2 separate regions of the Homo sapiens genome follow, and region 1 is linked to region 2. A link is an interaction called in ENCODE POLR2A ChIA-PET data of the cell type or tissue named here. Cell type or tissue: OCI-LY7. All regions are shown on one strand. Links, peaks and the distances in the headings refer to the core of each region. The heading gives the core; the rest is flanking DNA.

Region 1 (8,000 bases), core at 1-8,000, 52 kb before region 2:
AGCATATTTGTCTAAATTCTTAAACTTTCCAAGACGTACTACCACTGCTAAATATATTCACGTATAATGCAATAAAGAATTATAAAATATAATGAAAATTTGCTGATATACTTATGTAGTTCAAGTTTTTCCTCCAACTAGGAGGCTCTTTGGATTAGAAAATAAGAGATAGCTAACAAGACCCATCATATATTCTATACTGTATTCTTTTCCAATGTTGAAATCTATTTCGTCCTTTTGAAGTCAGCCAGCTGAGTCTCAGAGAATCAACCCAAAGCAGAGTGACTTGGATGCCTGACTTAATCTGGCATTTAACTGTATGAGTGCCTTTACCCCTCTGTTTTGCCCCTCAATAACAGAAAAATTATTCCTTGTGCCAAGGGGATGCAGAGAGGTTGATAAAACTGCATGCTACTTTGGATTTCTTAGAAATTGTCCATAAAACTCATGGAACATGTTATGAGATGGAATATCATAGATGATGTTCAGTTAAAGATATGGTTTCTTAACATCTAGTCCCACAGAGTCACATTAGATCTGAGAAGTTCAAACAAGTGCATTTTTCTAAAATGCATGTTGCCTTATAACTATCATTCCAAAACGAAGGAAGAAAACTTCAAATTAACAAGGGATATAACCAGTTAACTATTCAGTGAACAGCAGCATTCATATATTCAGCACGAATTACAATGTGGTTACAGCTAAAACTCTTTTTTTTTTTTTGAGGTCCAGAGCAGAAGTTTAATAGGTGAAAGAAAGAGAAAAGCTCTCTGAAGCGGCGGCGGGGGGCGGGGGGGCGGTCCTAGAGAAATAGGCGGCCCTAAAACTCATCTTCATACCCACAGAAATTTTATTTATTACTTGATATAAAATAAGCAGTTAGAAAAAAGTTTTCACAAGGACCACTGAGTGAACTTAATGTTTCTAATTAAAATACCCATAAATAAATCCCAAAGTCTTTAATTATGATCCATTTAGTCAAGAGACTTTCAACACATGCTTTTTGCTAAATCCCACTGGGGAAAAAAATAAAAGGAATTTTCTGTCACTCAAGTCCTGTACCTATGCAAATACGCTCCATACAACTGTTTTCTGCATCCAATTATTTTTTCTTCTACCTAACTGGGGGGAAAAATCAAGTTACATTATTTCAGTTTAAAAAGGTTTTTATATATAAATAAAAAGTCACCAAGGATGGCTGGTTAACAGAATTCTGGTTTGCCCTGGATAAACATATATTGCTGCTTATATCCATCTGCAATTTAATCTTAGTAGAAAATATAATTAATGTAGCCACAGAACACTCCAAATTAATGCTTTAATTTAAACTACAGCTGTTTAATCTTCTCATTGTAAGAGAACAGAATACCTAACACTTGATGCTAGAAGAGCAGGAAGTAAACAAGAGTGAAGAGAGGAAACTGAAATTACTCAATTGTCCACGAAGCTTAAGGAGCCATTTTACATAGTCCAATTAAGTAGCCCCTCATCACTCTCATTCATTTAATCATTTCATGGCAGACTATTCAGAATCTGCATCCCAAAGGTAACTTGTTTCTGCCCGTGATCCACCAAAATTAACTGAGCAGCTGCTTTATGCTGAAGCCCTGGGCTGGGAGCTAGTCTTGATGGTACAGTAGCTCCTTCAGGTTAACGAATTGAACTGTCACTAAAGGAAAAGAAAGGTGGCAACGGATAAACTTGTTTGCAGTTGGTTTACACATTTTCTCCAGTGACCATTCTGGGAAAGAAAGAAAGGTGCAACTATTAGCACAAATTTGGTAGAACAGGACTTTCTAACTCCGCCCTCTTTTAATTCACTGCAACTTCCCTTGAAGAATTTTCTAGGTTATGACCTCCATAGATGGTTCTTCCCAGGGCTGAATTTTCTCTGAGGAAAATCCTCTCATCTAGTTAGAGTTCATAGGAGAGGACATATTTTTTTAAAACAGGAAACAGAACATCAAAACTTTTCAAAGTTTTATGTGTCTAATCAAAGCAGTGGAACAAATCTTTTCTTAATCAAAATTATACTTTAACAGTCAGAGACCCTAGTAGATTTTACATGTTCAAAAACTAACAATTCTTCTGATACCAAGAACATATGTGAAACATACAAGTTATGTTTCACATAATACAGAAGCAAAGGGCTCAAAATGGGCCTTACTCTTTCATCGTGGCCTTTTGTAAAAATTGCGACAGTGGACCAGTGGGATTTCTGGCAGGAAAGAAGTCCCATCAGAGGCTGGCTTTTTTTTTTTTAAGGCCTTGCTTATGCAGAAAATTCTTGCTTTTTCCATTATGTGGTGTCTGGGGACGGTGGGAAGAGGAAGGCTTCTTTCTATACTTGTAGAGCACTGTAATTTAAAATGAGTCATGCAAAACACAAATGAAAATGTTAACCTCTGAGATGGGGGTCAGCAAATTTTATTCCCGCTTAGATCCAGTCTTCTCTGGCCAACTTGACTAAATACAAACCAGGGGCTTTCCCTGGATAGTCACGCTCCAACTTACCCAGACACTGAGGGCCAAGTTCAAAAGAAGGCAAGCTCAAGAAGGAGGCCTCTAGAATTAAGAAATCCTTGGCCATGGCTCAGTTCATGGACAGGCCTTGGGCTATCCCGTTCAACTCAGCATACCTCCCATTTCACAGGTGTGAATTTCCACCTCCCATCACAGCTCTTGGGGATACCCTAACTCCTTAGACGGGTAGAATGATCTGTCCTGGTGGCAAGCCATATCACAGTAGCTGACACAGTCTCCTGGGTCCAGCCTGGGAAAGCATTTGAGTTCCTATCTACCCATGGAAGGCCTCTCTTCTGGGGCTTACTGCCTTGCCTCACTGGAAGTCGTGCTTCCAATAAAATCATTAAACCCAGGTTGATGATATAATGGAAGCACCCAGCAACTAGGACTTTTCTTTTGGCTTCATACATTATGACTATGGTGTGAAGTTTGACCACCGTGTATTCTCTGACCAAGATTCAACTTGAGGCCACATGAAAAACTTCAGACACTTGATCCATGTTCTAGCCCCAAAACCTCTAAGTCAGAGCTGTTTCTTTCCTCTATGCAAAGATTAACTTTTTGCCTAACCCATCAATTAAAACACAAACATTTTTCTAGGTTGGAATTGCTATAAGGAGTACAACTCCATATTCTCAAACTAACACTATTCAAATAGCACAACACTTTTGCCTAAATGGAATGAGGGCATTGCTTTAACCTGTGATACTTCGTATTCTTCCCTTTTTATTTCAAGTAAACTTTGAAAGAAGTTGATGCATTTTATCCAAATGTGTGTGCAAATTGTCATAAATAAGTCTCTGATTTGATACATGCTTCTAGTACATGATTTTGACAGAAATGAGATATTGGCCAATCAAGCATTTTTAATATCTATAAGATTCTTAAATTAGTTTGAAGGTAACTGGTGTATGGGTAAAGATCACAGAAATGTGAGATTGTATTTAAAAGTCTACAATTTACAGGCAACTACTTGCTAAGATTTAGTTAATACCACTAGAGGTTCCTTTCCTCCTGCAACTCGTCTTGAGGGTGGTACAGTGTGGTGCTGGGAAGCACCCATCCTGAAGTGAGAGAGGCTGCATGCAAAGACCAGCTCTTTACCAGCTACTAGTGTTGGACTCTGGGCAAGTTTCTTTTTCTTTCTAAGCCTCAACCTGCAAATAGCACTAAGTGGACTAAGTGAGATTAGGTAGGTAGAGCACACAGCACATGGTGCCTGGAACAAAGCAAATGTTCAATGCTTGCCTGCAATTGTGTTAGTAAGGAGTCACATTAAAGAAATTTCAAATTTTTCATCTCAGAGGTAAAACATTTCATCTTGCATGTATTTAAGAAAAGGAAAATGTAGCATCTCAATGTAATGAACTAAAAACAGTACTGTAAAAAAAAAAAAAACAAAAAAAATTGTAACCACCACCTTTTCAGCAAATCAAAAATGCAGGTAATTATTCAACTACATGCCCAGAATAAAGTAACAAAATTAATCGAACATGCACTGGGGTTTTACTAAAACTATTAAGTATCAACTCTTCTTTTTAAACCTTATAAACAAAAGATTTTTTTTCCTCTCATTTTAGGAGGCCTTAATTACTATTAACTAGTAGTCATCAGTATTATTAATAGTTACTATAACTATTGACCCCCACCAGGACCATTTCCTTCTCTTAGGAAATTATACATTAAATGTGAGACAATATAATGTGAAGATTACTAACTACAATTGCTAAGTTATAATTTAAAACATTTCAATATGTGAACTAAACAGCATTTGGTGCTGGTGAAAGATGGTCCCTTAGGAGTCCACTGAATCAAGAGACTCGTCATCATCTAAGCAAAACCCTCACTAGAAAATAGAATGAGTGGGGTTGCCTGGGAAGTGGAGAGTGACAGTGGTTTTGTATTTTGGAAAAAGATCACTGTGAAACTCACCTCATCCTTCTCTTCTAGAATATATGAAAGGCAACTGGTCTCACAGCTAGACTATAACAAAACCAGGAAGGAAAGAAGAAAGGAAGGAAGGAAAAAATATTTTCATTCTTAAAGAACATAATTACCCAAAATATTAAAGGCATGTAACAACTAGATTGGCATTCACCGAAAGCAGTTATGGGGATAAAAAACAGTTACAGTGACAATTCACTTATTTGGGGTAGGCAAAGAGGTCTCAGAGTCTGCTGCAGACTCAGGTTCCTGGCAAAGAAAACAAGAGTAAACATTTTTTGCATCTTGTCAAAGTTTTCCTTATTGAGGGCCAAAGTTAGATGATTCCAATCACAGAAGGGCTGGAGAGATGTGGTCTGACAAGAACTGGAGTTTCAGTTAAACAACTGTGAATTTTATGCTCCAATATGTTTAAACTTCCTCTAAATGTTAAAGCTGACCAGGTTTCTCAAGTTTCCCCTAAGGGGAAGATTAGACCACAAGTGACAGTTACAATATAACTGTACACATAATGCCAATCCAAACAATGAAGGCTAGTGAAGTAGAAAGAGCTGGCTTTCAATCCTTTCTCTAAAGCTGCTTTTAGTAGAACAGTACACTCAATTATAAAGGCAGATTTGTACAGTGTACCCAATAATGGCTTTTCTATATGATGGTTTAAATATAACATTTACTACATATCATATACGAATACATATTATATACAAATATATATTTATACATAAACATTTATATATAAGTAATATATATATAAAAGTTGAATATTATATAAATCTATAATGTTATCTACAACATTAAGAAGCACAAGCCAAGTGAGGGCTACACTGAAAGTTAAAATTTTAGCCAGTTAAGAGCCACAGTTTCCAACATGCAGGAGGAATGAACTGCCCTTTAAAAGTAATCACCTCTTTCCAGCCTGCGGTTCTGATGAGGTTCTTTTGCTGTAAGGAATAGTAACTCACACATCTGCTTTATTCTTTTCAGTTGTTCTTGTGTCTGTTTCCTGAGAGGAAAAATCTGCTTGTTTAACTCACTTTGTCATATCAGACCGCATCACACGTCACTGGCAAGCCAGGGAGTCATCTGCCTTTGGCTCCGGGGTGCCTTGTGGCTGGTCGGAAGTCAGCAGCATCAAGCAGTGTGAACATTAACCCCCGGCGCCCCTTTCGCTGTATTGCACAGTTGCTTAAGAGCATTGGGTCAACAGTCAGACTGTTTGGGGTCAAATCCCAGCTCCTCCACTAGCTGTGTGACCTTGGGCCATCTCTAACTAAACTTGTTTATCTTTAAAACAGGTATAATAAGGCCAGTGTCACAGAGTTCTTAGGAAAAGTAACAAGTCAATGGAATAAAAGGTTAGTGCAGTACCTGAAAAATAATGCGTGTGTTGAACACACAAATATATGTATATGGTCAATTTTATATGTATATATGTATGTGTATATACGTACATACATATGTTAATGTCTGTATTTCTTTAAAGTAGTCATATATAGTAAACATTTTCCCTGTATTATTTTTATTCTTTCTTTGTTGCCTATCTTTTGGAATATATATTTCTAGGTGTTTAGAAGATACATACTTTATAGTTTTATTATTTTGATAATTACTGAAGTTAACCAAAATGAATTAAGTTTAAATTTACACCTTTTTAAATTATAAAGCTTAACAATAAAAAGGCAACCTTTAGGTACTCCCACGTGAACAAGAGGTTTAGTGTATCTTTCCTGAGCTCCTGCTTATCAACGAATGCCTCTCAATTGCCTTTCCACATAACATATAAGGAGGAAGCTCAGTAAGTTCTTAAGTCACCATCTTTTCTCCTCAAAACTCTACTAAAATCAATGCACTATTTTTTTTTTTTTTTGGCATTTATTGCTAGAAAGGAGAAGAAAAACAACTTTGTTCCCTGGTAGCTAATATCTTGCCAGATATTTTGGCAAGGTACTTTAACATTATTCTTAAATAGAAATGCCCAAACATATTTTTCATTGATTTCACATGAAAAATACGGCAACACTTTCAAATCTGCACACGTGCATGAAAACTTCTTATAATGATGTTGTTCTATTTCACTTGGTTCCCTGTTTATCAACACTTGTAATTCTCCTGTTAGATATTCTCTCTATATATCTTCTCCCTCATTTTATGTTTTTATCCTTTGGATTCCAAAGAGCTTTATCTTGTTTCTCCTTCAAAACACAGACTTTATTTTCAGCTCATTACCCCCTTACACATGAATTTTAATATGCTATTACATTTTTAACTTAGTCTTTTTTTTATTGTTTCACTCCGATTTCATCCCATCTTACTGTCTTTTCATCTCATAACCGCCTGACTACTTTCTGTCCCTTTCATGAGGGACAGAAATAAATCATAATACTAAGTGGAAATACTATAACAGAAATAAATTATAATCAATCAGTTCTGGAGGTCTACTCTTCTTTCAAATCTCCAGTATGATCTCCCTTTTTCTTTTATAGATGGACATGGTTCAGTAGGCTCGGTTAGGTTTTTCCTGTTTATCACTAAACAAGGAAAGACCTACCCATGCCTGGTGACTGCTCTGAGCTAAGGGATCCACTTGGGTGCTAGTTATTTGGCAGTCTGAGATGAAAAGGCCAGTTCCAAGGTGGTTTTCATTTCAACATGGTTTTGGTTAGCCTGAGAGAAAAATCTCCTGCGTTCACCGCCTGACTTTCTGATGCTCTGAGTGATGGAGAGCCTGTAATACTCAAAACCCTCAGTGAACACAGGTCTTTCTAACTCTACCCCACCTTCAGCACTTTATTTTCATGGATCAGGATTCTCAGAATATAACAGTAATAGCCCCTAACTTACCATTCCAGCTCTCTCTGGTTATTTTCTAAGTTGTGACCTCCTACTGATTAGAAAGGCTCTGTCGGAGAGGACAAGGAAGAGGGGGGAAGAGCATTCCTGAGGACAGTTCCCTGGGCCCTTTCTGAATTATGGACAGAGTTAGGGAAGAGATGGGTCTGCCCTGCTACTTTTAGGTAGTCAAAACTTATCCTATATTTTTTAACCCCGGTTCTGTTGAGTTTACAGTAGGCATTTCTTCCCACTAATTCTAGTTTTATGTGTTAAGAATATTTTTTTTTTTCTTCCTATCTTCTTAGGAATTGTACTGAGAAGAGGCTCTCTCGGAGACTCTCAAGAAGCTGTGTCAGGACTACCAGTCAGAGGCCTTTTTAACTCAGAAAACATTTAAAGTTTTTTTTTTTTTTTTCAATGGGAAAATAAGTAAATAAGTAAAATTTCTCAACTTCGCATTCGAGAAGTTCTGCTGGCACTCACTACCTTTGAGAGACTATCTCTGGGCAATGTCACACTGTCCTATTAGACATCTGAAAATAAAATTCACCTGTGCCTTTCCCTTACCCCCTCAATCACCCCTCTGCCCTTGGAATTCAGGTAACAGAAACACAAATGTTATAAATTTGGCAGTGGCCAACTTTCCTGAGAAATATGGTTTGGCATTCAAAGGAATTTGGCAATTTGTACTCAGTCTT
Region 2 (17,432 bases), core at 5,716-13,715:
TGAGACTATCAAGGGGGGTATCCATTTTGGCCACAGTTCAGTAACATATATGAATCAAAGTGGGATAGTTACAGCTTTTTCCCCAGCTCCGACTTCCTGGCTACAGTGGATTGGTCTGAAGAAGGACAGATAGTCTACTTGAGTTTCTACCCCAGGATTTTAGGTTTTGTACTGAAAGAGTTAAGATTGTTTCCCTCTGATGTCTGAGCTCTAGGGCTTAAACCTCAGGAGCTGTCACTTGTCATATTTTTGTTCATGTTAAGAAGAAAAGTGATGGGAGCTAGTTTCTGAGAACAGAGAAAGAAAAACAAAGCAGATGCACAAGAGAAGAAGAGCTGGGGAGAGGGAACTGTGAAGTCATGAGTTCGTGATTCTAGCTTTTCCTTAACTCTAGCCACAGATTTATTCTTATATTCCATAAGATACCTTTATATTCTTATAATAATGTTATTTTTGTTTAAACTCATTGGAGTGTGGTTTCTGTTACTTGGCATTAAATATCTTCAGAAATACATAATAGACCGGGTGCAGTGGCTCACGCCTGTAATCCCAGCACTTTGGGAGGCTGAGGTGGATGGATCACCTGAGGTCAGGCATTCAAGACCAGCCTGGCCAACATGGTGAAACCCTGTCTCCACTAAAAATACAAAAAATTAGCTGGGGGTGGTGGCGGGTGTTTGTAATTCCAGCTACTCGGCAGGCTGAGGCAGGAGAATTGCTTGAACCCAGGAGACGGAGGTTGCATTGAGCCGAGATAACACTACTGCACTCCAGCCCAGGTGACAGAGTAAGACTCTGTCTCCAAAAAAAAAAAAAAAAAAGGAAATACATAATATCAAAAATTTTAAAGAGAAGATGAAACAAATAGTTTTGCTAAGAAAGTAGTTATACTTTATGAGAAGTTTATTTTCTTATCAATAAGCTTCTTCAAGTTACAATCGAGGGCTGATTAAGTAGGCCAATGACACGGACTTAGCATGTTCAATAGTTCAAGATTGAGTGAGTTCAAAGGTATTTTTATTGTTGCTTTTGTGGTTATTGTTGCTGTTGTGTGTTTTAATGAATAATCCTTAGCAAGGACTGGTAAATGAAGTACGGGTGACCTACAGAAAAGAGAGGTAAAGAACATGCATGACAAAATGAAAGCAAACCTCACATGCCCAAATGAAAACGTACCCTCACTCTAAACATTTCTGATTCTAGTCCTCGTCCCTGTATCAACAAGTGGCACAATTATCCATCTTGTGTGAGCAGAACACTGATAGTCATTTGCTCTCTTTTTTCCCATTATAGAATCCATCATTTCATCATTCTGCCAGTCTCAGTGTTTTAACCAACTAAAAATCTTGTAAATATATGTATGTTTTTCATCTCCGTTGATGCTACCCTAATCCTCACCTGCACCATTTATCAATAGCAGTCACTGGCTAGACACAGTGGCTCATGTCTATAATCCCAGCACTTTGGGAGGCCGAGGCGGGTGGATAACCTGAGGTCAGGAGTTTGAGACCAGCCTGGCCAACATGGCGAAACCCCATCTCTACTAAAAATGTGAAAACTAGCTGGGCGTGGTGGCAGGCGCCTGTAATCCCAGCTACTTGGGAGGCTGAGGCAGGAGAATCACTTGAACCAAGGAGGCAGAGGTTGCAGTGAGCCGAGATTGTGAGATTGCACTCCAGACTGGATGACAAGAGGGAAACTCCATCTCAAAAAAATAAAAATAAAAAAATAGTTGTCACTGAATTGGTCTCCTTTTTGAACTCTCAATCACTAGCATTGATAACTCCATGGTTCTAGCCAGAGGATGCTTTTTGAAATGTAAATCTGGAAATGGCTTCCAACTCCCTCTAAAGATTCATAGCATACATATTATCTTCAAACATTTTAGTGACTTCTCATTGCTATAGGTCAATGATTCTCACCCTTGTTTTCATGATAAAATCACCTGAAAGCTTTAAAAAAAATACTTATGCCTGGTTCTCACTTCCAGAAGTTTGGATTTGATGGTTCTGGAATGGGATCCTTTAATCAGTATTTTAAAATGCTTTGTAGGTGGTTCTGACATGTAGCCGAAGTTGAAAATAACTGCTCTAGGCATACAGGCCAGAATCCTGATCACAGGCTTACACAATCTTGCCCCCGCTTACTTCTCTTCGCTCGTCACATATCACACCCCCATCCTCTGTTCTCCAGCCATGCTGGTCTTCTTTCGGTTCCTCAAAATCACCACACTCCTTCCTGCTGCTGACTGGGCTTCTGAGCATGTTCTTTCTGTGGAGAACATCCCTGCTTCTTCCGATCTCAGCTCTGCACCACTTCCTTAGGGAAGCCTTCCTTGATCTCTCTGACTAGGTAAATTCCAGGTCCTGGGGTCATCAAACTCTGCACCTTTTCCTTGTGGCATTTGTCACAGTATAGTTTTATATTTATATGTAACTCTTTGAATAATGTTTGTCTTCCCCACTAGAGTATAAACTCCGTGAGGGCAGGGACCATGTTGCCTTTACTCTCCACTGTTATCTCTGCTCTCTATTCTACATTGGGAATGAAGGAGACTCTCTATGTGTTGAGTGATCAAGTGAGCAGTTCGTGATGGGGAGGGTAATGATTACTGAGGGTATTACCGAGGGTAGCCCAGCTGGTTGAGGAATTAAAATTCAGCACCGGCCAGGCGTGGTAGCTCATGCCTGTAATCACAGCACTTTGGGAGGCCAAGGCGGGTGTATCACCTGAGGTCAGGAGTTCGGGACCAGCCTGGTAAACATGGAGAAACCCCCCTCTCTCCTAAAAATACAAAAATTACCTGGGCATGGTGGCCTGCGCCTGTAATCCCAGCTACTCGGGAGGCTGAGGCAGGAGAATCACTTGAACCTGGCGGGGGCGGAGGCTGCAGTGAGCCGAGATCATGCCACTTTACTCCAGCCTGGGCGAAAGAGTGAAACTCGGTTAAAAAAAAAAAAAAAACAACTAATCAGCACCAAGATGTTTATTACAAAACCAATAAAAATATTAAAGGGAAACCCAAGTCTTGAGCGGAATGGACAGTACGAAACTCTAAGGGACATGTGGTTGATGGTTAGGGGAGAGGGTGGAAAAAGGCTCTGGAGAGCGGAAGATCTGGAGGGGAGGCCTCTGACCCAACTGGATCTGGTCTTCCATTTATCCCCTGTAGTATTCTACCTGAGACGCAAGGGGTATGGTCTGAAAGCAGAAAAGAACCTTTGCCCAGTATTCCCATAGGACTTGGCAGTGCAAGGCAGCACCTCTATGGGATCACTGGGCCAGGCTGTGTGTTTGTTTGGGTGACAGAGAGAGGACTCACCCAGCAAAGAAACACCTAGTTTGGTAGTTAGTCTTGGAACCACACTCCCTACTTTCAAATCAAAGTGACCTTAGGACAAGTTACTTATGTTCTCTGTGTTTCTGTTTTCAAATTCTAGCATGGGGATAATAACAGTAACTACCTCACTGCATGTCTAAAGATTATATGGATATAGTCTCTTTGGCATAGCAGTTAAAAATTTAATGAATTCTATCTAAAACAAGCACAAAGATCCTTCTTCAACCATTGTTTTTACAGTTTTATTTCTACTCTAAGAACTCTGCCATGTTTTCCACTTTTGCTTCTGTGTTGGTAGAGCTGCAGTTGGAGCCCGGGTAATTGCATGCTATTAACCTCAACAGCACACAGCCTCCACCATGCAAGCCAAACTTGCTAGCATCCATGAGTAAAAGCTACTGGTTTCTGAATAAGACCAAAGTGAAGCACATTTATGATTCCTGAATTTCATATAAATCATAATTGTGCAGATGATTTGCCTTCGAGCTGCAAACACCAAAATGTGATTGATGTCTGAGAATGTCTGTGAAGCTTTGCTGTAACTCCAAGCCCTATTAATACCTCCGATGACAAGTCTATTAATTCATGAAGTGAAGATGGAGAGCTCGCACCAGCATTCCTTCCTAGGATGGTCACAGAATCAGTAATGTTACATAGAACATCCTCCCTTTGGTTTCATGTTATGAGTGTACATTGTATTCCATACAGGGACAGGGATAAGGGATAATGGGGCAGGGATAAGGGGGGCATCCCATTTATTTGCATGCCCCAAAATGAAATGCTCTGAGCAAAGAGTAAATCCTAAGGAGAACTGGGTACACCGTACATATTTGGTAAAACAGGGTTAACCAGAAAATCATTTCTATTACAAACACACAAATTCTATGAAATTTCAATTTGACTAGTGCTCAACGGAAAAGGAGTGTGATAGTTAGCTTTATATGTTGACTTAACTGACCATGGGATGCCCAGGTATTTGGCCAAAGATTATTCTGGGTATTTCTATGAGGGTTCTTTTGGACAAGATTAACATTTGAATCAGTTGACTCAGTAAAGTAGATTGCCCTCCTTAACGTGGATGGGACTCATCCAGTCAGTTGAAGGCTGAATACAGCAAAAAGGCTGGTGCTACCATGTGTAAGAGGGAATTTCCTTCTGGCTGACTACCTAGAGTTAGAACATTAGTTTTTTCCCCCACTGCATTCAGGTTCTAACAGAAACATTGGCTCTTTCTGGGTCTTCAGCCTGCCAGCATTTAGACTAGACACACCATCAGCTCTTCTGGTTCTCAGGCTTTGGACTCAGACTGGAACTATACTATCAGGTATCCTGGATCTCCAGCTTGCTCACTGCAGCTCTTGTAATGTGCCAGCTTTCATAATCACACGAGTCAATTCCTTAAAATAACTCTCTTGCCCCCTACACTCACACCACACACCACACACACACACACACACACACACACACACATCCTATTGGTTCTGTTTCTCTGGAGAACACTGACCAATACAAGGAGCTTAGAAGGTTTTTCTGCCTTAGTAAATACAGGAGGTCAAATGTTATCGAACTTTTTTTTTTGGTAATGAAGACTCAGAGTATTTTGGAGAAATACTAAACATTGTGAACCTGAGTCATTCCCCATACAATGGTGTTAGGAAAAGAAGCGGAATTAACATGTACTGAGTGCTCACTATAAGCCAGACATTCACACAAACATCAATTCAATGAATTGACTTAAAGAAATGTTGACTGACCTAAGAAATTAGTTCCATATACTAGCTCTATTATTCACCTTTCCTAATAAATATGAAATTTTCCAAATTGAAAAAGTCTTGAATATGGTCCTGATACAAGCTAAGGAAAGAGCCTTCTTTAGTTAAGGGAAGCTTGGCAAACTTCAAAGGAGAAGGTGTGATTTCTTTTCTTTTGTTAATCAACTGGGTGATCACTTTAAAAATACTATACTTCCTGACAAAACTGCATCATTGTGATGCAAAATAGATGACTTGGCATTTTGCATTCCTGACCCCAAAGGGCTGGAACGACGTCTTACATCAAAGTATGATGGGTTGCCCCCTGGAAATACAATGGATCACTGTTGCAGGTTTAGGCAGGCTCAGGGACATCTCCATTTCCTCACAGGCTTTTTGTAAATCACAGGAAGCCTTCTAGACTCAGCACTGCCCCAGACATAGAAACTACAAGATCTTATTGCAAGGCATGAAGAAAGGGTCAGGAAGTTAGTTTTTTTGACCTATATCTGAAGAGAGCAACTTGGAGTCCCACAGCCTCCTGGTGAGATCTTTCTGGGTCTTTTCTTTATCTGCCTGATGGAATAAATAGAAAGGTCAGGGAGGAAAAGAATTCTTGCTGAGATCAACAGGTTGGCAGAAGTATCACTTCCTCACCCTCATGTATAAAAATGACCTAACGCCCACAATGTCCCTGCAATTTTTGATAAAGTCATAACCCCAAACAGTAACCGAGAAAACAATATTTTGTTATGGACAAGAAACAATGCCTGGAATTGCTTTTGATAGCAAAAACCGCAAATACTTTGCACCAACATAATACAACTAGAGACCATACCTTTATCACTTGGTTAGGTCACTTAACTTCTCTGGGCTTCAGCTATGAAACTGGGGTGGGGTGAGGAGGGCTGGGAGGTACAAGGTAAAGGGTGGGACTACAGGATTTCTGAGACTCCTTTACCTTGGGAAAAAAACCAAGGTTTTCTATTATCTATATATATAGTTGTATTATCAGCATGATAAGCCATCTAACTTATCAAAAGAAAAATTTGGCAGCCACAAAATCCCTCCTTCATGTGGATGGCAGGAGTTCATGGCTTGTCAGCCTTTGGTTCAGTTTAACAAATATTTGGCTGCATTTGCTGTAACACATACCCTGTGCTAGGTTCTGGAAGCACAAAATGAACTCAAAAACTACTGGGGTCTTTAGCTAAAGAGAATACATGCTGAGCTGTTTGCGAAGAAAAACACAAAAGCACATGTATGGCAGTTTAAAAATGTATCTGCAAGTTATTTGATACTCCTCCCATCTAGAGAGGTCCAATCTTAGTGACTCAATAGGAAACAGTTGAACCTTGTAGTGATGCTGTGTGATGTCTGAGGCTGGCTGGAAAAAGCCCTTGTCTGATTCTCTTGAGCCTTTCTGGAGAAAGTCTTCCGCCATGTAAAAAGTCTGATTACCCTGAGACAGCCATGCTGGTGTAGATACGCTTATTAGCCTCTGCCAAGCTCACTGCAGACATGTCAACTGCTGGACCTATGGCAGAGCTGGGCCTCAACTGCTGGACCTATGACAGTTGATCCTTATGTCACTGGAGCCAGAGTCAACATCTGACTGCAACTGCATGAGAGAACCCAACAGAGAGCTGCCTGGACTGAGTACTTCCTGAATTCCCAGAAAACCGTGAACAAAATGAAATGAAGGTTTTAAGCTACTGGTTTGGGGGAGTAATTTATTATGTAGTAATTGTTAACCAGTATGGTATCTTCAGTGATATTATTCTTAAGATAACTCATTCAGGCCCTGCGCGGTGACTCATGCCTGTAATACCAGCACTTTGGGAGGTCAAAGAGGGCGGATCACTTGAGGTCAGGAATTCAAGACCAGCCTGGCCGACACGGTGAAACCCCATCTCTACTAAAAATACAAAAATTAGCCAGGTGTGGTGACAGGCGTCTTGTAATCCCAGCTACTTAGGAGGCTGAGGCAGGAGAATCGCTTAAACCTGGGAGACAGAGGTTGCAGTGAGCTTAGATCACGCCACTGCACTCCAGCCTGGGCAACAGAGTGAGACCCTGTCTCAAAAAAAAAAAAAAAAAGAAAGAAAAAAAGATAAGTCATCCAGAATCAAAGTTAATACAGAAACATTTATATTTAATTATTTTCCCCAATGGTTATAGACTATGCTCAAGAAGAGAAAGATAACAATGGTGTAATTGACCTAAGAACCTCGTAAACTGGATCATGCAATGTTTTAAATGACTTTTTTTTTAAGTATAACCTTGAAAAGCAGCTTAAGTTTCTTCAAACTAGAAATATATTCATGGAACATAAGTATTCTGAAAAAACAATATTCAATTTAAGAAAAATAAAACAAAGATGACCCTTTAAATTACAGCTACAGTTGTCTTATTTCACATTATCAGTGCTTTTCAGAACAACTGAATTTTTTGTTTTTGTTTGAAAAAAAAAAGTTATCCTGAGACTTTATTTACTCTAACCACAGTGAAACACATTCTGGTCTGGTGATCAGAGGAAAAATACAGGAAGATAAGCATAGACTCCTGCCTCCCACCCCTCCAGCCAGATTGTGTGGCACATGCTCCTCCCATGTTAAATTCATAGAGATTTTCAATACTATAAGAATTCAAGTACTCTGTTCAATTAAAGGGTGGAGCATGATCCATTTCCCAAGAATAGTAGCTTCATGACTCTATGGACAGAGCGCTTGTCTAAAGATGCAGGCTCTAGTCACTGCAGAAAATGCACTCTAACAGGTGACAATTTGAGGGCCTACCTGAGAAAGCAGCTAAAATTGCCTCTTTATTTTGGTTTCTCTGTTTGCTAAGTTGTAATTACAGCCCTGACCAACCTTAAGAGTCACTGTGACCCCCTCAGGGCTGAGTTTGCACAAAGTCTCCCTCCCATAGTACAAGGGGAGCTGCTTAGGGGGCAGGAGGCAGGGAGAGGTCCATTCCCCATGGTAGGGCTTGGGGGATGTAGTTGCCCCCTCCCTCTCCCTGTCTCTTGTTGTTCAAAAAAATGATCTTAAACTACAAAAAAAAAAAAAAAAAAAAAAAAAAAAGAAAGAAGGAAAGAAAGAAAGAAAGGAAGAAAGAAAGAAAAAGAAGTCAAAGTCACTGTGTAGGTTGGGAAGGCTGCAAACTGGTTAAGAAAAATCAGTGTGGGAATTAAAAATACTAAATTAGCTTTGCAAATATGATACTTTTCAAAATTAAGTAAACCTGCTTTTTTTAAAAAAGGTTAATCTTTAACATTTGCATTCATCATGGCCACATGTGCTCGCGCTGCTGCCTGCCTTTTGCCATCTTAATTGCAATATTCACATATAAGTAGGGTAAGTGAATGTGTGTGGGTGGAGGGTTGGGGGATGGGCTCAAGCAAATAAACATAAAACTCACTCAAGGTCCTTTTGGGCTTGACATTAATGAATGGAACAAGTGGGGAGATACTATTTTCATGACTGCACTAACTACGTGTGGTATGTAAAGTCCATATGAAAAAAAGACAAATAGGCCAGGCATGATGGCTCACGCCTGTAATACCAGCAGTTTGGGAGGCTGAGGCAGGTGGATCACCTGAGGTCAGCAGTTTGAGACCAGTTTGGCCAACATGGTGCCATCTCTACTAATAATACAAAAATTAGCTGGGACTGGTGGCAGGCACCTGTAATCCCAGCTACTCGGGAGGCTGAGGCAAGAGAATCACTTGAACCCAGGAGGAGGAGGTTGCAGTGAGCCGAGCTGGTGCCATTGCACTCCAGCCTGGGCAACAAGAGCGAAATTCCGTCTCAAAAAAAAAAAAAGAAAAGAAAAAAAAAAAGTCAAATTAGGTGTTATCTAGACAACAAACAAATTCATAGTTCAGTTTCTTTACATGGTGAGTCCTTTTTTTTTTGAAATATGCTTAAAATATCAAAGTTTGCCATATACCAAACTTTTTAAGGAATATCTCTTATTACAAAAACAAGGGCAAGTTTGTATCCAATAACATTGGTTCCCAAGCCTAGGAAAAACAGACATTTTAAAATACACTTGCCTTTTTTTAAAAAAATTAATCAAACTGTTAAAATTTCTCCCATTATGACTCCTTTTCCCCTATGTTTGTAAGGTCTTATTCTTCTCTACTTCGCTCCAAGTTCCCTTCCTCTCTGAGATCTTGGGATGTTCTTGTGAATCCTGGTCTTACCTTGGCTGGGCCCTCACTCACTTCACTCACTTCTCTGCATGCAATTCCAAAGCTATGCTGAAACTACTTGCTTATATCCTGTCTTCCCCATTAGACTGTGAACTCCAAGGGACCAAGGCCTGTGACTTATTTATTCATCTCTACGTTTCCATGTCCATTGTACAGCCCTGTGTGCAACAGGTGATCAAACAATGCCGAGTGTCCTGTCATTGGACCCTTCTGCTGTCACATCGTTAGCTGTGCATTTCTAATATGCAATATGTCTCTTCGCTTTAATCCTTGTGATTTTCCACTGGATTCTTTTGAGTTTTGATTCTGAGGTTCTTTTTTTTTTTTTTTTTTTTTTTATGAGACAAAATCTCGCTCTGTCACCCAGGCTGGAGTACACTGGCTCACTGCAACCTCCGCCTCCTGGCAATTCTCATGCCTCAGCCACCTGAGTAGCTGGGATTACAGGCACGCACCATCATGCCTGGTTAATTTTTGTATTTTTAGTGGAGAGGGGGTTTGGCCATTTTGGCCAGGCTGGTCTCAAACCCCTGGCCTCAAGTGATCCCCACCCCACCCCCTCTGCACCGCCTCCGCCTCCCAAAGTGCTGAGATTATGGGCGTGAGCCATCACATCCGGCCTGATTCTGAGGTTCTTAATTAAGAAACAGAAATCACGTCAGCTGATGTGAGGCTTACGGAAATTGGTGTGTTTGTGTGTGTGTGCATGTGTGTATGTGTGTTTATGTGTGGGTGTGGGTGGGTGGGCTGAGCATTGTCTCCCTTTCTCTTGCTTTGCTCCTAACTTCCACACCCCACCCTCACACTCTATTTTCATTCCTTCTGATTTCTCTTTTTGGAGCACATCTGAAGGTGAGAAAACTTCATTGTATTACTATATTTGTACTTGCCAAATACTATGCTGAATCCAGCTGCAATTCTTAAATGATTCTGAAGAAAGTGGTATATATCTAGTGCAAAATACATTTCCTTGTAATCTCTAACTATAAGCATCCTCTTCTAGTTTCTAAGTATGGCATGGTGTAAATAAAACTGTCTGAACTTTTTCTAGCATAAAGAAACATAGCCTAGAAATATTCCAAAGTCAGTACAAATCACCCTTTTAAGAATATCTAATGGCATGGGGAATGGTTACCAGAAGGAAAAAAAAAAAAAGCATGGTATAAAGCTAAGTAGGATTGAATTCCATTTAGGTATGTTCATTTTTTTCTCTTTCTTTCTGTGTGTGCACGTGTGTATGTAAAGATTGAAAGGTAATACATAAGAATATAAGCAAGTGCTAATTGAAATCATGGGACTTATAATTACTTTCTTCATTATACTTCTTTTCTGCATCTTCTCAATTTACCAAATTATGATGTACTTTTTAAAACAGAAAAACACACACACACACAAAACCCCTGAAAAATTCAAAAATGAAATAGAGTGCGACATTTAAAAGGAAATCTGTTTTATGTATTGTAGCCTGGGAAAAAGGGAGAGCAAAGGGACTTTTTTAAGTGTAATTTTTAAAATGAAACATTGTTTTGAAATTTGCAAGAGTAGAATAGTGTATTGAGCTTCCATTGGCTTAACCAATTAACCACACTGCCATCATCGTTTCGTTTATTTCCCCCTCCCCATTTTTCCTTCCAAGCAGTTTTGGGTTTTTTTGTTTGTTTGTTTTTAAGGATGCCAGTTATGCCTTAATTCGGTCGGATATATTTTATGTAACTCGGCTTTTTTTGTTTGTTTGTTTTCTTTCAGGATACTTTAGAGAGCCTCAAAGCTAACGTGAGACAGCATCTTGGTTCTGCAAGGACGTGTCCTTCAACCCAACGCCCCCCACCCCCACCCAACCCCAAGCAAATATCCTGTTGAAGTCTCCGTGAACAAACATCTATCAACAGAAAAGCGATATGGTATTTACTCAACTTTTCTTGTGTCCCTTGGGTCGGAGAACAGACTTCAGTGTCTAGGAGAAAGCCCGGCCTCGCCGGGCCTGGGCAGCCCAAGCTGCCCCATTGTGATTCAAGATTCGGGGTGTAAACAAATGCAGTGTTTAACAATCGCCAGTTTGCTTTTAATGTTTTATAGCCATGACTGGGGCTCAGGAAGAACACAGTAGTGTCTTCTTCACTGGAGCTGAAGTCGAGGCTTTATGTCGGATTTGGGCAAGCGGCACTGGCAGCTGCAAGCCCTCAATGGGCGCTTTCTAGTCGCAGAGCGGGCCGCCGCCGCGTTGCTGGGAGCCGGGGCCGGAGCAGCTCGGGAGGGAGCGCGGCGGGGGCAGGAGGAAGCAGGGCTGCCCATCCCGGGCCAGGCCCCCATCTCCCGTCTCCGTGACAGGTGCTGCGGAACAAGGAGAAAAGGGAGCCCTCCCCGCCCGCTCCCAAGCCCGGGCTCCGTGTCTGACACTAACTGTCGTGTTTTTTATTGCCTTTTTGTTTCAGGAATACAGGGCATTGGCAGGCAGAGATGTACCCTGTGGCTTGGGCTTTCTCTGCAAGGCCAGTGGGGATGAAACCAATAACAAAGACCCTGACTTTGCTTAATGACCAAGACTCACTTAGATAACAAACCGGCGCTGCTGTTGGCAGAGAGCCTTCTAGATGCTCAGTACAGTGTGGCCTGTTAAAGTGGGAAGGAGGACTTGAAGGAAAGAGCTGTTTAAGTCATATTTTCTTACAGCCAAAGGAGATTATCTTCTCTTGGTTTGGACGGATCATTATTTGTTACTGTTTATTATTAATCGTGATTTCCTGAGAACTTTTATGTTCCGGATACCGAATCACATACTTTATATTCACTCACTACAATCCTGCAAAACTTTGTTGTTGATTTTCTTTTTTTAATAAAAGAGAAAACTCGGCCGGGCGCGGTGACTCACGCCTGTAATCCCAGCACTTTGGGAGGCTGAGGCGGGTGGATCACCAGGTCAAGAGTTCAAGACCAGCCTGGCCAAGATGCTGAAACCCCGTCTCTACTAAAAATACAAAAAAAATAGCTGGGCGTGGTGGCGGGCGCCTGTAATCCCAGCCACTCGGGAGGCTGAGGCAGAGAATTGCTTGAACCCGGGAGGCAGAGGTTGCAGTGAGCCGAGATCACGCCACTGCACTCCAGCCTGGGTGACAGAGCGAGACTCGTCTAAAAAAAATAAAATAAAGTAAAATAAAATAAAAGAGAAAACTGAGTTTCACAGAGGTTAAGTAATTTGTCCAACGTTATTACACAGCTTATAAATAGTACACCCGAAATCCAATCTTGGTATGGCTATAAAATAACTTTTACTCTTTCCATGAGGAACGTATAGCTTATGCCTTATACATTTCAAATTGAAGGTGCCAGGTGGCTGTGGCTTAGAACAGGTGAGTTGGCCATGGGAAAACAAAGTAAATTAATAATTCACATACGCTATAATATCTGCTCTGAGTTTTTTTTTTTGTTGTTTGTTTGTTTTTTTTTTTTTGAGACGGAGTCTCGCTGTGTCGCCCAGGCTGGAGTGCAGTGGGGCGATCTCGGCTCACTGCAAACTCCGCCTCCCGGTTTCACGCCGTTCTCCTGCCCTCAGCCTCCCGAGTAGGTGGGACTACAGGCGCCCGCCACCACGCTCGGCTACTTTTTTGTATTTTTAGTAGAGACGGGGTTTCACTGTGTTAGCCAGGATGGTCTCGATCCTCTGATCTCGTGATCTGCCCGCCTCGGCCTCCCAAAGTGCTGGGATTACAGGCGTGAACCACCGCGCCCGGCCAGAGCGTGGAGATTCCCCGAGGCCGGGGCTTCGCGAGGATGGGACCGGCGTCCCGGACGCGAGGGGCGGTGGGGCTGGCGGCAGGGAGCGTGGGAGGGAGGGAGGGAGCGAGCGCACGGCGGTGGGGGCGGGGCGCGGCCAACCGGACCCCACCCACACACACAGGAGCTTTTCACTGCAGATAATTTCAGGAAAAATTCAGTTAAGGTAAAATCATTAGGCAGAGTTGAAAAAGCCTCCCTTCCCAACATGTAAAGAATAAGAAAAAACACTATAGCCTGGGCTTCGTGAGCCTATGCAAAAATGTGTAATGCCATCAGGCCATTGTCATTCTTATTTTAAATAACTACTTATTCATTAAAAAAATTGTTTTAGGCCAGGCACGGTGGCTCACGCCTGTAATCCCAGCACTTTACGAGGCCAAGGCGGGTGGATCACCCGAGATCAGAGTTCAAAAGTAGACTGGCCAACATGGCGAAAACCCATCTCTATTAAACATACAGAAATTAGCCAGGCGTGGTGGCGGGTGCCTGTAATTGCAGCTACTTGGGAGGCTGAGGCAGGAGAATCGCTTGAACCCTGGTGGGATGGAGTGGCGCGGCGGAGGTTGCGGTGAGCCGAGATCACTGCCACTTCACTCCAGCCTGGGCAAAAAAGTGAAACAGAACAGTTTGAGATCTAAAGAACAATTGAGGATACTATAGGGTTCCCATCAACCCTCCAGCCAGTTTCGCGTATTATTGACATCTTACGTTTATAATGAAATTTTTTATAATTATTGAAGCAATATTGACATGCTATTATTACCTAAAGATCATGATTATTCAGATTTTCTTAGTTCTTACCTAATTCCTTTTTCCACTCCAGGATCCCATCCAGGGTACCACATTATATTTAGTTGTCCTGTCACCCTAGGCTCCACTTGGCTGTGAGAGTTTTTCAGACTTTTGTTAGTCTTGATTATTTGATAGTTTTGAGGACTACTGATTATTAATTTTGAAAGAGGTAAGAGGGTACCCCCCCTGTATTGAGATTCGTCTGTTGTTTTTCTTATGATTAGACTAGGGGTAATGGATTCTAGAAGACCACAGAGGTAAGATACCACTTTGTCACATCAAATCAAGGGTTTATACTATCTACATGATTTATGACTGTTGCTGTTGACCTTGATCACCTGACCGAGTAGCGTTTGTCAGGTTTCTCCACTGTAAAGTTACTTTTTTTTTTTTTGCCCCTTTACATATTGTATTCTTTGGAATTCACTATGAAGTAGGGCTCTCATTAGCAAGAGTCTTGTTCATTTCTCCCAATCTCTCAAAATGATCTATTCTTATTTAGCTTTATTTGATATTATTTATGTTTTTCAATCTCATCACCTCTACTTCTATTCTCCAAATTATAACTGACAAATTATAGACTTTCAGAGCTCAGAGACAATGTATTGCTCCTTGTTCTTTTGGGGCTTGATTGCCAAAGCCAGAAGAAACAGAAATACATGTATTGGAAGAATTTTCTATATTTCCCCAAAGCAAGGAAACAGTCATCATGGGGCGAATCAAATTGTTGGGTATCCTGACATTTATTTTAGGACCCAGTTTTGTTTTTATTTTGAATTATATAAAAGGTGGGCGGCCAGACACGGTGGCTCACACCTGTAATCCCAACACTTTGGGAGGCTGAGGTGGGTGGATCACGAGGTCAGGAGTTCGAGAACATCCTGGCCAACATGGTGAAACCCCGTTTCTACTAAAAATACAAAAAATTAGCCAGTTGTGGTGGCACGCAGCTGTAATCCCAGCTACTCAGGAGGCTGAGGCAGGAGAATTGCTTGAACCCGGGAGGCAGAGCTTGCAGTGAGCCGAGATTGCGCCACTGCACTCCAGCCTGGGGGACAGAGCGAGACTCCATCTCAAAACAAAAACAAAAAGATGGGCATAGTTGTTTTAGTATCAAAGTCCTAAGGACCCCTCATATTTTGCAAAGAAATTGGAGAGGGAAAGTGAGTTGTCCCAAGCCACAGAGTTTTATTCCAAGGAAACAAAGTCCACTTGCTTCGAAGAGGAACAGGCACAGATTTCCCTACAAAACACAGAAGGTAGCTGATTCTTTGGTGATGATGAGGCGGAAGACAAAAATGATGAGTAGGGGTAGAAGTTTGAGAAGGAGGTAGTACCATTTCTTCAGTGTTTTATACAAACGCATTTGTTTGGATTTCTACGGTATTTATAGGAGAAAAGAAAAAATAAACATAAAATAACCTCTTAGATGTAAGTACAACTGTTATCTTCCTAAACATTTCAAATTATAATCACTTCTGCCTATGGGCTAATGAGGGCATTTTTCTTTGTACACTTCTATTTTGCTTAAATGTTTTAAAGTATATTTTTGTAAATTTAAACATTTTGTCACTTAATTAAAAACTATGTTAGAAATATAACCAAAAATTGTCTGATGGTCAATTTATTTTAGTGGAAAGAAAACTGAACAAAGTTAGCAGTGTGCCTTTGACCTTGAATTGATACTTAACTAACAATCTGAGTGCCAGTCCCAGACAACTTAGGTATATCTTGCCTGTAGATCATATCTAGCTAAATTTTTTTGTGAGTGGGAAAATTCAGAAAGCGGAGTTCAGTTTTTTTTTTTTTTTTTTTTTTTTTTCAAAAGAATCTGCCCCCAAATCAACATATTGTAAAGGAGCTGGTAGGCAGGATGGATTAGGCTAAATTCCCCCCAGGGAAGAACATAAAAGATATTCCTCAATGGAAAATACACTGAGGCATTTTTAAAGGAAGTTTTAAACAGATATATTTATTTGATTAGTTTTATCCAGTGTGCAGCAGAGGACAACAAATAGCTGTTTTCTGCTGGTGAAGGGGATGGGCAAAGGACTCACATTCATAAAGCTATAATTGGCACACGTGGCAGTGGTAAGGAGAGGAAAGGAAAAGGCAATGATGTAGCCTAATGTGTCTAATCTTTTCAAGAGTGAGAATCCCCTTTGAAAGCCAAAATTGGGCCAGGCATGGTGGCTCATGCCTGTAATTCCAGCACTTCGGGAGGCCAAGGTGGGTGGATCACCTGAGGTCAGCAGTTCCAGCCTGGCCAACATGGTGAAACTCCATCTCTACTAAAAATACAAGAGCAGTTGTCTTATACTGTCCAGTTATTGACTAAATAAGAATTATAAATTATAAATTAGGGATGATATTATCACATTATCACACTATAGCCTTCTGTATACATTTGAAAAGCCAGTGGCATATATGTGTGAAGACATGCATCTGGTAAGTCTGTATAGAGTGTTTGCTGCATAGATCCTTGCAGAAAGCCCTGGGACCACAGGGGCCCCTCACCAGGAAGGCATATGCTGCTACTTCTGTCTCTCCTGCTCCCATGCCCAGCCCTGTGTTCCTGACCTAGGTCTTCTCTTCTAGTAGGGGAGCTGTTCTACCTGGACTCCCACTTCCTCCTTGTGTCTTCAGAGAATGTGAGAAGGAAGTGCTGATAGAGCACCACGTGGGCTGATGGTTTTGACCTGGCTGGAGCTCTGGTGCCCTTCCAAAGTCCAAGAGACTCTTGGTAACATTGGTTATTGCCTCCTCTGCCCCGCCACCCCGCCCCCTCAACTCTTTGGAAAGTGTGACAACCCTGAGAGTAGAGGGTGGCAAGAGGGGCAGCAACAGTAGGGAGTGTCATCCATCTCAGAGCCTTGAATCTGTCCCACCCCACAGCACAGAGCCTGCTCAAGGGAAAGAAGGGTGTGAGCTCTGGGTTCAGACTTACTCCAGAGGTTGTTCACGGGTTACATTGTCCCCTTCTGGTTCCTTGGATATGACGCATGGCTTTTTGGTCCTCAGTAAAGGCCTTGGTTCTTGGTGGATCTGTCCTCCACTCCCACCCCTAGGTTCCCTCAAAGGCAATTCTGATTGTCTACCAGGAAGTCCTGGGGAATATTCAACACTTCCCCCTTCCCACTTGCCCACATGGTTAGCTCACTCTCAGCCTGGAGGGTGGAACCTGGATTTATAAAAAATCTTCTGGGTTTCCTTCCTTTCATTCTCCCTGATCCAACACCAGCAAAAACAAACCAAAATGCAAACCTGTCCCACTCTTGATTGATACTAAAACTCTAACATTGGAGATCCTTGGTTTAGGCTTTGACCTTTGATGAAGCTTGCAAATACCCTTAAAAACAAAAGTCACTAGTTAAGCCTTATCAGTAAGTTACCACAGAATGAATTTATCAGATCCTTTCCTGGTGGCAGATTTCAATAATGAAAGGATGGAAAGAGAAACAGGAAAACCTTCCTCTTCCTACTTCCATCAACAGTCAGAAAAAGGAAAAAGGGAAAACTAAAGGTTAGACAAATTAAGATTAAAATTAGGGCTCTT

Evidence for each region. ChIA-PET counts read pairs that join two places held together with the same protein. Peaks named below come from ENCODE experiments on the same cell type or tissue, not always from the same donor. Only the 100,000 strongest peaks of a DNase experiment are listed, where the experiment ranks them.
Region 1: POLR2A ChIA-PET joins it to region 2 with 26 read pairs; 6 of 35 experiments call an interaction of 5 or more read pairs at or near these places.

The regions. Positions count from the first base shown.
Region 1 is chr5:68,237,313-68,245,312 of GRCh38, reverse strand. All of the region lies in intron 2 of PIK3R1 (phosphoinositide-3-kinase regulatory subunit 1), which reads right to left. Among named protein-coding and RNA genes, the nearest start is that of PIK3R1, 26 kb to the right of the region's middle. In OCI-LY7, for the core only: no CTCF peak of the experiment used is centred there; a DNase peak (open chromatin) is centred at 4,952.
Region 2 is chr5:68,181,861-68,199,292 of GRCh38, reverse strand. LINC02219 (long intergenic non-protein coding RNA 2219) reads right to left here and starts at 9,417. Exons shown (of 3, transcript NR_105003.1): 1 at 9,302-9,417; 2 at 2,804-2,923; 3 at 886-1,103. RefSeq lists enhancers at 5,195-5,734, 11,007-11,550, 11,551-12,094. In OCI-LY7, for the core only: no CTCF peak of the experiment used is centred there; a DNase peak (open chromatin) is centred at 9,962.